Linked DNA regions of Homo sapiens: region 2 is linked to region 1. Evidence: read pairs that join two places in POLR2A ChIA-PET (ENCODE). Cell type or tissue: GM12878. All regions are shown on one strand. Each heading gives the region's core, and the rest is flanking DNA. Links, peaks and the distances in the headings are about the cores only. Region 1 overlaps TIAL1 (TIA1 cytotoxic granule associated RNA binding protein like 1). Region 2 overlaps RGS10 (regulator of G protein signaling 10).

What was found. ChIA-PET counts read pairs that join two places held together with the same protein. Peaks named below come from ENCODE experiments on the same cell type or tissue, not always from the same donor. Only the 100,000 strongest peaks of a DNase experiment are listed, where the experiment ranks them.
Region 2: POLR2A ChIA-PET joins it to region 1 with 8 read pairs; 5 of 35 experiments call an interaction of 5 or more read pairs at or near these places.

What each region holds. Positions count from the first base shown.
Region 1 is chr10:119,590,422-119,594,809 of GRCh38, reverse strand. The region is part of intron 1 of TIAL1 (TIA1 cytotoxic granule associated RNA binding protein like 1); the gene reads left to right. Among named protein-coding and RNA genes, the nearest start is that of TIAL1, 4.3 kb to the left of the region's middle. In GM12878, for the core only: no CTCF peak of the experiment used is centred there; no DNase peak of the experiment used is centred there; H3K4me3 peaks cover 2,739 bases; H3K27ac peaks cover 209 bases.
Region 2 is chr10:119,514,517-119,518,904 of GRCh38, reverse strand. It overlaps RGS10 (regulator of G protein signaling 10), which reads left to right. Exons shown (of 5, transcript NM_001005339.2): 4 at 3,253-3,396. Among named protein-coding and RNA genes, the nearest start is that of RGS10, 26 kb to the left of the region's middle. RefSeq lists enhancers at 314-473, 824-1,103, 1,893-2,475 and a silencer at 3,241-3,454. In GM12878, for the core only: a CTCF peak has its summit at 2,107; DNase peaks (open chromatin) are centred at 921, 1,064 and 2,154; H3K4me3 peaks cover 1,781 bases; H3K27ac peaks cover 2,592 bases.

The sequences.
Region 1 (4,388 bases), core at 115-4,114:
CTACAAAAAACACAAAAATTAGCTGGGCGTGGTGGCGCGCGCCTGTAGTCCCTGCTACTTGGGAGGCTGAGGCAGGAGAATCACTTGAACCCAGGAGGCAGAGGTTGCAGTGAGCCGAGATTGCACCACTGCACTCCAGACTGGTGACAGAGCGAGAGTTCGTCTAAACAATTAAAAAAAAAATTTTATCCTTCAACATCTGTTGAAGCCAAGACTTGGTGTTGAGTTACAATGTGTACTTTGATATAAGCATCTGGGAAAGCTAGGCTTAAAGACTAGCTAACATGTATTTAACAAAGATAAAAGTTACATTGTATCTAAAAATCTGAAGTATCATCACACACTGAATGATTGATAAATACTCATGGCAGGGGTCTCATTTACTGTATCTGTTCCTTACCAAGAGGAATCTCTGGTTTTGTAGTGCTAAAGAATGTGCTTTTTTGATGTCTTTTATTTATCTTTGCATCTGCCTTGCCTTCATCCCTATCAGAGTTTCTCCAGGGGAATAATAAGCTAACTTCTTTGTCACTTATTTCCTTCCTCTACCTTCTCTAATCTCTTGTTCTTTCTTTGAAACAGTTAAGTTGTCTATGTTTACAGTTCTCTAAAACTGTGACATGTTCATATGAATAAATAAACATCTTAACTCTGTTGTTTTGTATGTCAGTACGTGTTTACTATTCTGTCTTCCTTTTTCCTTCTCCCACCCTTTTCCATAGGGCCTTTTTTTTTTTTTAAGAGAAGGACTACTACATCTTCCTAGGTCTTACCCCCACAGCACTTAGTTCACTGCCTGGAACATAAGAGGTACTCAGAATTTCTACAGTGATTATACTTCTTTCATTAAATTAGTATTAAGTTCTTTTTTAAAAGTCCTGGTTGAACTAAGATTGTAGGCAGACATTACTGTCACATGTGGTGCAGTCTGTTGACTTTTATATATTTTTTAAAACCTTCAAATGTAAAATCTTGAGATAAAAGCAAATGTTTAACAATTGGGATTTTTATTAGAGTTTAATACAAATAATGCATAGTTTTTCTAAGTGTACGTTTTACATATTCTCAAAGGGTTCTATTAGATATAAGTAACATGATGAAAACTGAACATGATTTTAGACGTTGATATCTAGTAGGGTTTTTTGTTTATGGAGATCTTATATTTTACATTGTGAGCTATGGATTAGGTTTTTCAAGTGGCCAGTATGTTTTAAAAGAATGTGTTCTTAACAAAGCTTATCTTAAATTGTTTCCTTAAGATGCCTGTGTGTTACTAGTGAGGTTTTTTTCCTGCAGACACACACAAGCTAAGACATATGGTTCTATCTTCAGAAAACAATATGGTGTTTAGAGCCTAGGTAGGTCTTTAAATATTCATTACCTACAGTATTACTAATTTATTTGATGGTATTTAAAGTGGCAAGAATTGCTTTGATGTTGAGCCTAAATTTCTATTTGTCATATAGTTGCTTTAAAGGTCTGTTTTCTGATGTTCTTCATTCTCATTTGACATTTATTTTGGGGTATTATGCATTGAGTAACTTGTGATCTAAAAAAACAAACAAGATCATGCTGTGTAATACTGGTGTTGGAACTGGACTGTCTGACACCTGCCTTGTGGGACACACATTTCAGGCTTGGGTTGTGTGTATCTTTGTAGTGCAGTGATTTGATCCATGGTATATCTGAATCTACAATATGACACTAAATTGTAATAGTGTTTTATTGTAGCTTATTTTATTTTCTTCATCTATCGGATGCACCAAAATTGCTAGGAATTCGTGTAATACCATGTTACACAATCCCTTCCTTTAAGGCTATTCTTTCTTCCTGGAAATAAGCTAATGATTTAGAGTATAATCTGAACATCTAAGAACAAAGCAGAAGAAAATTCTATAAACTATTACAAAATTGACTGGCTATACCATGGATTTGGCTATACTGTGGCTATAATCAAGCCCCTCATTCAAATTCAACTTAATCATATTCTTTGTTTCTTTAAAGTAAGAGAGAGAGAGTGAGTGTGTGTGTGTGTGTGTGTGTGTGAGAATATCTCATATATATAGTTGGTCAATTTAGTTGTACCTCCTGCAGCTATCTTCCATCATGCCTCCTTCCTAAAATGAAATACTGTACCGACAAATTGAACAATTAATTAGAGATCTATTGAAGGATATTATTGCAAAATCTCTTCTTGTATAGGACTTGTCAAGAACAAAAGCAAAACTATTATGGAAATTTAGCTATAGTTTTTTGTGTGAAAGTGCTGATAATTTCAGCCTTGGTAGGGCTACTCTTTTCAGAGTGAGAGCACATTCAGTGTTGAAAAAGTGTCATTAGTCTTCTGAAAGGCATGATATTCTTAACTTAAAATTCTGCCCAGTCGGACACAGGAAGTAGTTTGGCAATGTGAATTTCTGCCTACTGTGAAACTGCTAAGTTTTTAGCCCCAAATTGGATTTTAACCCTGATATTAGAGATAAAGGTGTCATTTTCAGTTTTTAATGCTTCAGTTCCTACAGTTCCTGTTCTTAGAAGACAAAATAGACTCTAAGGTATGCCTCTTCTGAATTTTTTCGTTGAGTTAAAAATCATTTTGGAATTTCCTAAGTGTTTACTCTTTGAATTGACCTCTCAATACAAAAATTAGAGCCATTTATCTTTTTTCTGTTATTTTGTGTATGTTCTTTAGGTAGCAATTATATATTTAAAGACTTGGATCTTTAGCTTGACTATTTCATAACCAGAGCAGAAAGAAAGTGAAGTGTAGAAGCTATAATTTGGAACGAATAAAGATGTCATTTCAATGAACTACCAAGAGATGATCTTACTAGGTCAGGCATTGAACTTTGTCTTAAATATTTTTGTTAGTATTTACTTTGGGACAGATTATTTTATGATACTGTAAAAGTACTTAAAATAGAATAGTACAGTATTTTAAAAGCTATACAATACGTCTCTCAAGTGTTATGATGCACGAAGGCAAATGTAAATGAAGAGGCAATCTGAAATTTGGGTACAAGAACTCAGTAAAAGAAAAGGCAGTCTGAAATTTGGGTAAAGTTTAGGTGAAATTATATAGTGAATCATGGCCTTTTAATCCTGGTAAATTAAGATATTGTATGTGTTGTTATGGAAGGCCTTTCATGTTAGTTTTTGAAATTTAGTTTGCTGCTTAACATTTAACTTTTAGTGGAGATAATTTGAAAAATAGGAAACCTTAATACTGGATTTTTAAATAAATATTTCATGACATTCTAAACTTAGATATTAACGTTTTCATCTTTGCTTTCAGTGCTAGAAATGTAAATTAATATATCTAAATATGCCTCTAGAAATTCTTCAAGATCTGTAACTGGCGGGAAATAGGTTGACTTAGAATAAAGATTTTTTTTTTTTTTTCAGATGGAGTTTCGCTCTTGTTGCCCAGGCTGGAGTGCCATGGCGCGATCTCAGCCCACTGCAACCTCCACCTCCCGGGTTCAAGTGATTCTCCTGCCTCAGCCTCCCCCAAGTAGCTGGGATTACAGGTGCCCGCCACCATGCCTGGCTAATTTTTTGTGTTTTTAGTAGAGACGGGGTTTCACCATGTTGGCCAGGCTGGTCTTGAACTCCTGACCTCAAGTGATCCACCTGCCTCGGCTTCCCAGAGTGTTAGGATTACAGGTGTGAGCCACCACACCTGGTGGAATAAAGATCTTATTAAGCAGTGACGGCTTTTTTTGTGACTATTAGATATAGAAGGTAACTAATTCCAATACAGTTTTTCCTGAAGAAATTGATGTTTAAACAGTAATGGAAATTTAAAACTATTTAAATCATTTAAAATGTGTTATATTAAAATGATAATTCTATTTTAATTTTGTTATTAGCTAGCTTCAATATGTGAAAACCAGTTTTATCCATCCTTCTTTTCTCTTAGAAGTGAGCTAACTAGCCCTTTAGGCAAGGAGCATAATGTTTAGAAGCTCAAGATCACTTGTTCGTTTCTTTCTTTCTTTCTTTCTTTCTTTCTTTCTTTCTTTCTTTCTTTCTTTCTTTCTTTCTCTCTTTCTCTCTGTCTCTCTCTCTTTCTCTCTTTCTTTTTTATTTATTTTTTTGAGATGGAGTCTCACTCTGTCGCCCAGGTTGGAGTGCAATGGTGCAATCTCGGCTCACTGCAACCTCTGCCTCCCAGGTTCAAGCGATTCTCCTGCCTCGGCCTCCCGAGTAGCTGGGATTATAGGTGCGCGCCACCATGCCCGGCTAATTTTTGTATTTTTTGTGGAGACAGGGTTTCACCATGTTGGTCAGGCTGGTCTCAAACTCCTGACCTCATGATCCGCCTGCCATAGCCTCCCAAAGTGCTGGGATTACAGGCGTGAGCCACCATGCCTGGTCACTTGTTC
Region 2 (4,388 bases), core at 272-4,271, 76 kb after region 1:
GTGAAACCCCGTCTCTACTAAAAATACAAAAAATTAGCCGGGCGTGGTGGCGGACTCCTGTAATCCCAGCTACTTGGGAGGTTGAAGCAGGAGAATTGCTTGAACCCGGGAGGCAGAGCTTGCAGTGAGCCGAGATCGCGCCACTGCACTCCAGCCTGGGCGACAGTGAGACTCCATCTTGAAAAAAAAAAAGAGGGATTGGGGGTGGTGAGGCCATTAACCCCCATGTAGAGAGCTGTGGGGTCAAGGGGGATCTTTTATTTTCCAGTGGGAAGGTTCGATTGGGGAGGGCGGGGCCAGTGTGGGAAGCAGCGCTCTTCTGAGCTTTGGGCCCCTGGTGACTTTGCTGTTCGTCTGCATAGAGGTGCACTTCTGGGGCTGATAGGAAAGTGAATTTGCTTCTCCTGATCGTGCACCTGCAGGGAGCCGGGTTCGAGAGCTGACGTCTGGCTGAGCATTGTCACAGTTGAGCCACTGCTGGGCCTCGAAGAAGGGCCTCAGCCTTGTGGGGTGCCTGGAAGGTGCTCACTGGGGTGCAGGTGCTTCCTGGGCAGTCCCCGAGTTGATGGGCCAAGGTGGGGCCCTCTCCAGCACCTGCCAGGACAGCCTCAGATGCTGGACACTTCAGGTCTCCCCAGGGAGAAAGGGGCTCTCTGGTCCAGGCTGTGGCCAGCCACATGTGTCAGGGCCGTGGAAGAGAAGTCGGCCATCCTTCCAGGCCACAGACACAGAATCAACTCCACCAGCTCTGTTCCTACCCGGACAGTAGCTAGAATAGGGTTAACAAAGCTCTGGAAAAATCTATCAAAATAGCTCCACAGACTGTTTCTTCTTTTCTGCTCATGTTCTCGGCCTAGACACCAGGCCTTCCCGTGACTGGCTTGTGGTCGCCGTCTCAGGGTTTCCCTTTTCAGTCATACTTCCTAGCTCCGCCGAGATAAGCTGAGCCCTGCAGCTGCTCACAGTGGGCATCTGGTCAGCCAGGGCCTTGAACCCCACATTGTTCTCACGCAGACTCAGGAGGGACAGCCGGTGGAAGAGGGCAGGGCTGAGACCCTCAAAGCTTATATACCTGCAGTCACTGGAACCTACTTCCTCTCCCCCGGCCTCTTCTGCCCCACCTCAAAGACTCAAGCCATTCATTGCACTTCTCTATTTCAGAATCACTCAAGATATCCTGGATTCATGTGTGTATGTGTGTGCGTGTGTGCACGTGTGTGCGTGTGTGTGTGCGTGTGAATGTCAAGGGGAGGAGGGGAGGTCTAAAGTGATTTCTGCCCCCAGACCTCTGCATGGAGTTTGCTCATCTGCCTGGCCGAAATTCTCCTTTCATGAAGTGGCTTTAAAACAGGAAGTGGTTTTCCAAAAGGGTTGCTTCCTGACGGAATGGGGGTGGTGGAGGGAGGCTGTGGCTTCATGGAGCTGGTGGGTCTTGGAGAGGACAGCAGGGCCAGCTCCTAAGTGCCACCCCCTTGGGTCTCGAGGATGGCCCCCAGACCTGTCCCTTAGATAGCCACGCTTGTCTGGAGAGACTCCTGTGTCACTGAGTCTGGCATCGATTCATTGCTCCTATTGACAGTGAAGACAGGGTGGACAGCATGGCTTTCGGTGTTCACCCAACCTGGGCCGTCTCCCTGCAAGTGCTGGTGAGGCTTGCTTTCTCGCAGAACAGGACATGGCCAGGCCGTGGCTTCTCAGGATCTTTTGTCCCCAGTGCCCTGAACTAAAAAAGGGCTACCCTTCCTTCCTTTCATGCCCCAGCTATCAAAACCTTCTGGTGGTTTCCTTAAGGGCAGAAGGTTTGCAGAGCTTGGGATTTCCCAAACCAAGCCCCACAGCACATGCGGAGCCCCAGTTGGGCTCTTGGAGAGAAAGGCAGTTTTCCAGGCCCCCCACACACATGTCATAGCTGTGTGGCTGCATTTTAGAGGCATTTGTTGTCTGCCTTGCTCTGTAGGGTAAGGTCATGCTTTAGACTCTAACGTTCAGAGAAACAGCCCCGCTTTTGCTGTTGGCGAGGTATGAGCACAGGAAGTCTCCTTTCTCTAAAAGAAAATCGAGCCCTCAGGGGAAGTTCTGGAGGAGAGGGCTCCTGCGCCTGCAGCCCCGCCCTGAGGCGCCTGTCCTGAAGACACAGTTCTCACTGTGAAGTCATCTCCTTACCATCAGTGAGTGCTCCTGAGCCAGCCTCGGTTAGTTTCGGGTGAAACAGGAAGCCGGTACCTACTCACGGCTCCTGCTTCCCAGCAGGACTGCACTCGGGACTTGAGGGCGGGCAGCGAGTGTTTTCTCCACTGCTGTGCTCAGTATCTCGTTAGCTAAAAGGAAATGCACCCTGCCTGGGAAGGCCGCATACCGCACAACCTGGAGGGGCCAATGTGTCTTGCGGAAGTGGAACTGAGCAGAATTCAGAGGCCTTGGAGCCAAACAGTCCTAAGGCTCCCGGAAGCTCTCAGATAAGCCATGCCACCTCTCCTGACCTCTGTGTCCTCATGGGGAAAGTGGGGCTAACAGGAAAATGCCCTTTGCTGCATGTCCAGGGGATTAAGGAAATGGGATCCCTCCAAGCAGGTGCCTGCAGCCCAGTGGGCGCTTAATAACTGGTAGGGATAGTAGGTGTGCATACTTTAACTTGATTTTTTTTTTTTTTTTTGAGAGACAGTCTCACTCTGTCACCCAGGCTGGAGTTCAGTGGTGCAATCTCAGCTCACTGCAACCTCTCTTTCCTGGGTTCAAGCAATTCTCCTGCCTCAGCCTCCTGAGTAGCTGAGATTACAGGTTTGCACCACCACGCCTGGCTAATTTTTGTCTTTTTACTAGAGATGGGGTTTCACCATGTTGGCCAGGCTGCTCTCGAACTCCTGACCTCAGGTGATCAATCTGCCTCGGCTTCCCAAAGTGCTGGGATTACAGGCATGAGCCACTGTGCCCGGCCACAGGATGGCTGTAAATGGTACTGAGTGCTCTCTGCGGGCCAGGATTCTTTCTGTCATCACTTCTGAATGGTTAATGCAGCAATTTTGTTCCAGGAGAAGTGGCTGCAGGCGCATGAAGGGGCGGGGGTAGGGGCTTGGCAGTGCAGGCTCTCCCATATAGAAATTCTCTCTGGAGTGGCCTGAGAGCCCCTGGGCTGTGGGGGGTGCCTTTCTCTTGCCACAGCAGCTCCTGTGGGCCTGGCTGGAGGGGAGAGCAGGGCTCAGGCCGGGAAGGCTGTGTGTGCAGATAGCACAAGGCCCCATCTGTCTCCTCCAGATGCAGGAAAAGGCAAAGGAGATCTACATGACCTTTCTGTCCAGCAAGGCCTCATCACAGGTCAACGTGGAGGGGCAGTCTCGGCTCAACGAGAAGATCCTGGAAGAACCGCACCCTCTGATGTTCCAGAAACTCCAGGACCAGGTAACCCGACTTCCCTGCCTGCACCTTGATTTGAAAACCTACATTAATTCCAGGCCTGGAAGAATTTACTGAAACACCCGATGTTAGACTCCCTGGAAACCATCTCATACGGCCGGGCAGACCGAGGTACACTGAGGGGCCATGGTTGGGGAGAGTGGGGACCAGAATTCTAAGCTTGAGATTTGCCCCACAGGAGTCCCCCCAGGCCTGTTTAATCTTGGTCTACACACAGTTTAGACCAGTTTATCTGCCTTCTCAGTCCAGATTAGAGGGGAGGCTGGAGCTATTTGAGGAGCCTGTACTGAGAAAGCAACCTATAATTGCTGAAGGTAAGAATAGACGGAAAACTCCAGAAAGCAAGCAGGAGAACTCAAAGTGGCAGGCTGTTTCTGTGCAAATATCCAGACACCTCCACATACTTCTGGTGGCCTAATGCTGTAAGCTATTAATAGTTCATCATGTAGCCCCTGAGGCATAATGAAAAGGTTAGCATTGGGCAGCATATTCCATGTGAATTCTGATTCACATTTGGCTATTGAAGGAGACTTGCGGAGGGCCTCCTGGAAGTGGTGAATTTGAGCCAGTCGGAAGGACGCATGGGCATTGATTTGCGCTGGGAAAGGGAGTGGAATGTATGGTGAAAAGGCAGTTTTTGTGACTGTAGCCATATGAGGATATCGACCCCACCCTGGACCTCAGAATCTTGTCAGAGCTCCCTAGGGCACTTGAAAGTGCAGCCAGGGTTGCGAACCTGTACTGACCTCTGTGCTCTAGGTATTCTCAGTAATGACAACACTAACTACCATTTCGCTTTTGGTTCTGTGTTTTTGTTCTTTTTTTTTTTTTTTTTTAATACCGAGTCTTACTCTGTCTCCCAGGATGGAGTGCAGTGGCTTGATCTTGGTTCACTGCAACCTCCGCCTCCCAGGTTCAAGCGATTCTCATGCCTCAGCCTCCTGAGTAGCTGGAATTACAGGCGCCCACCACCACAC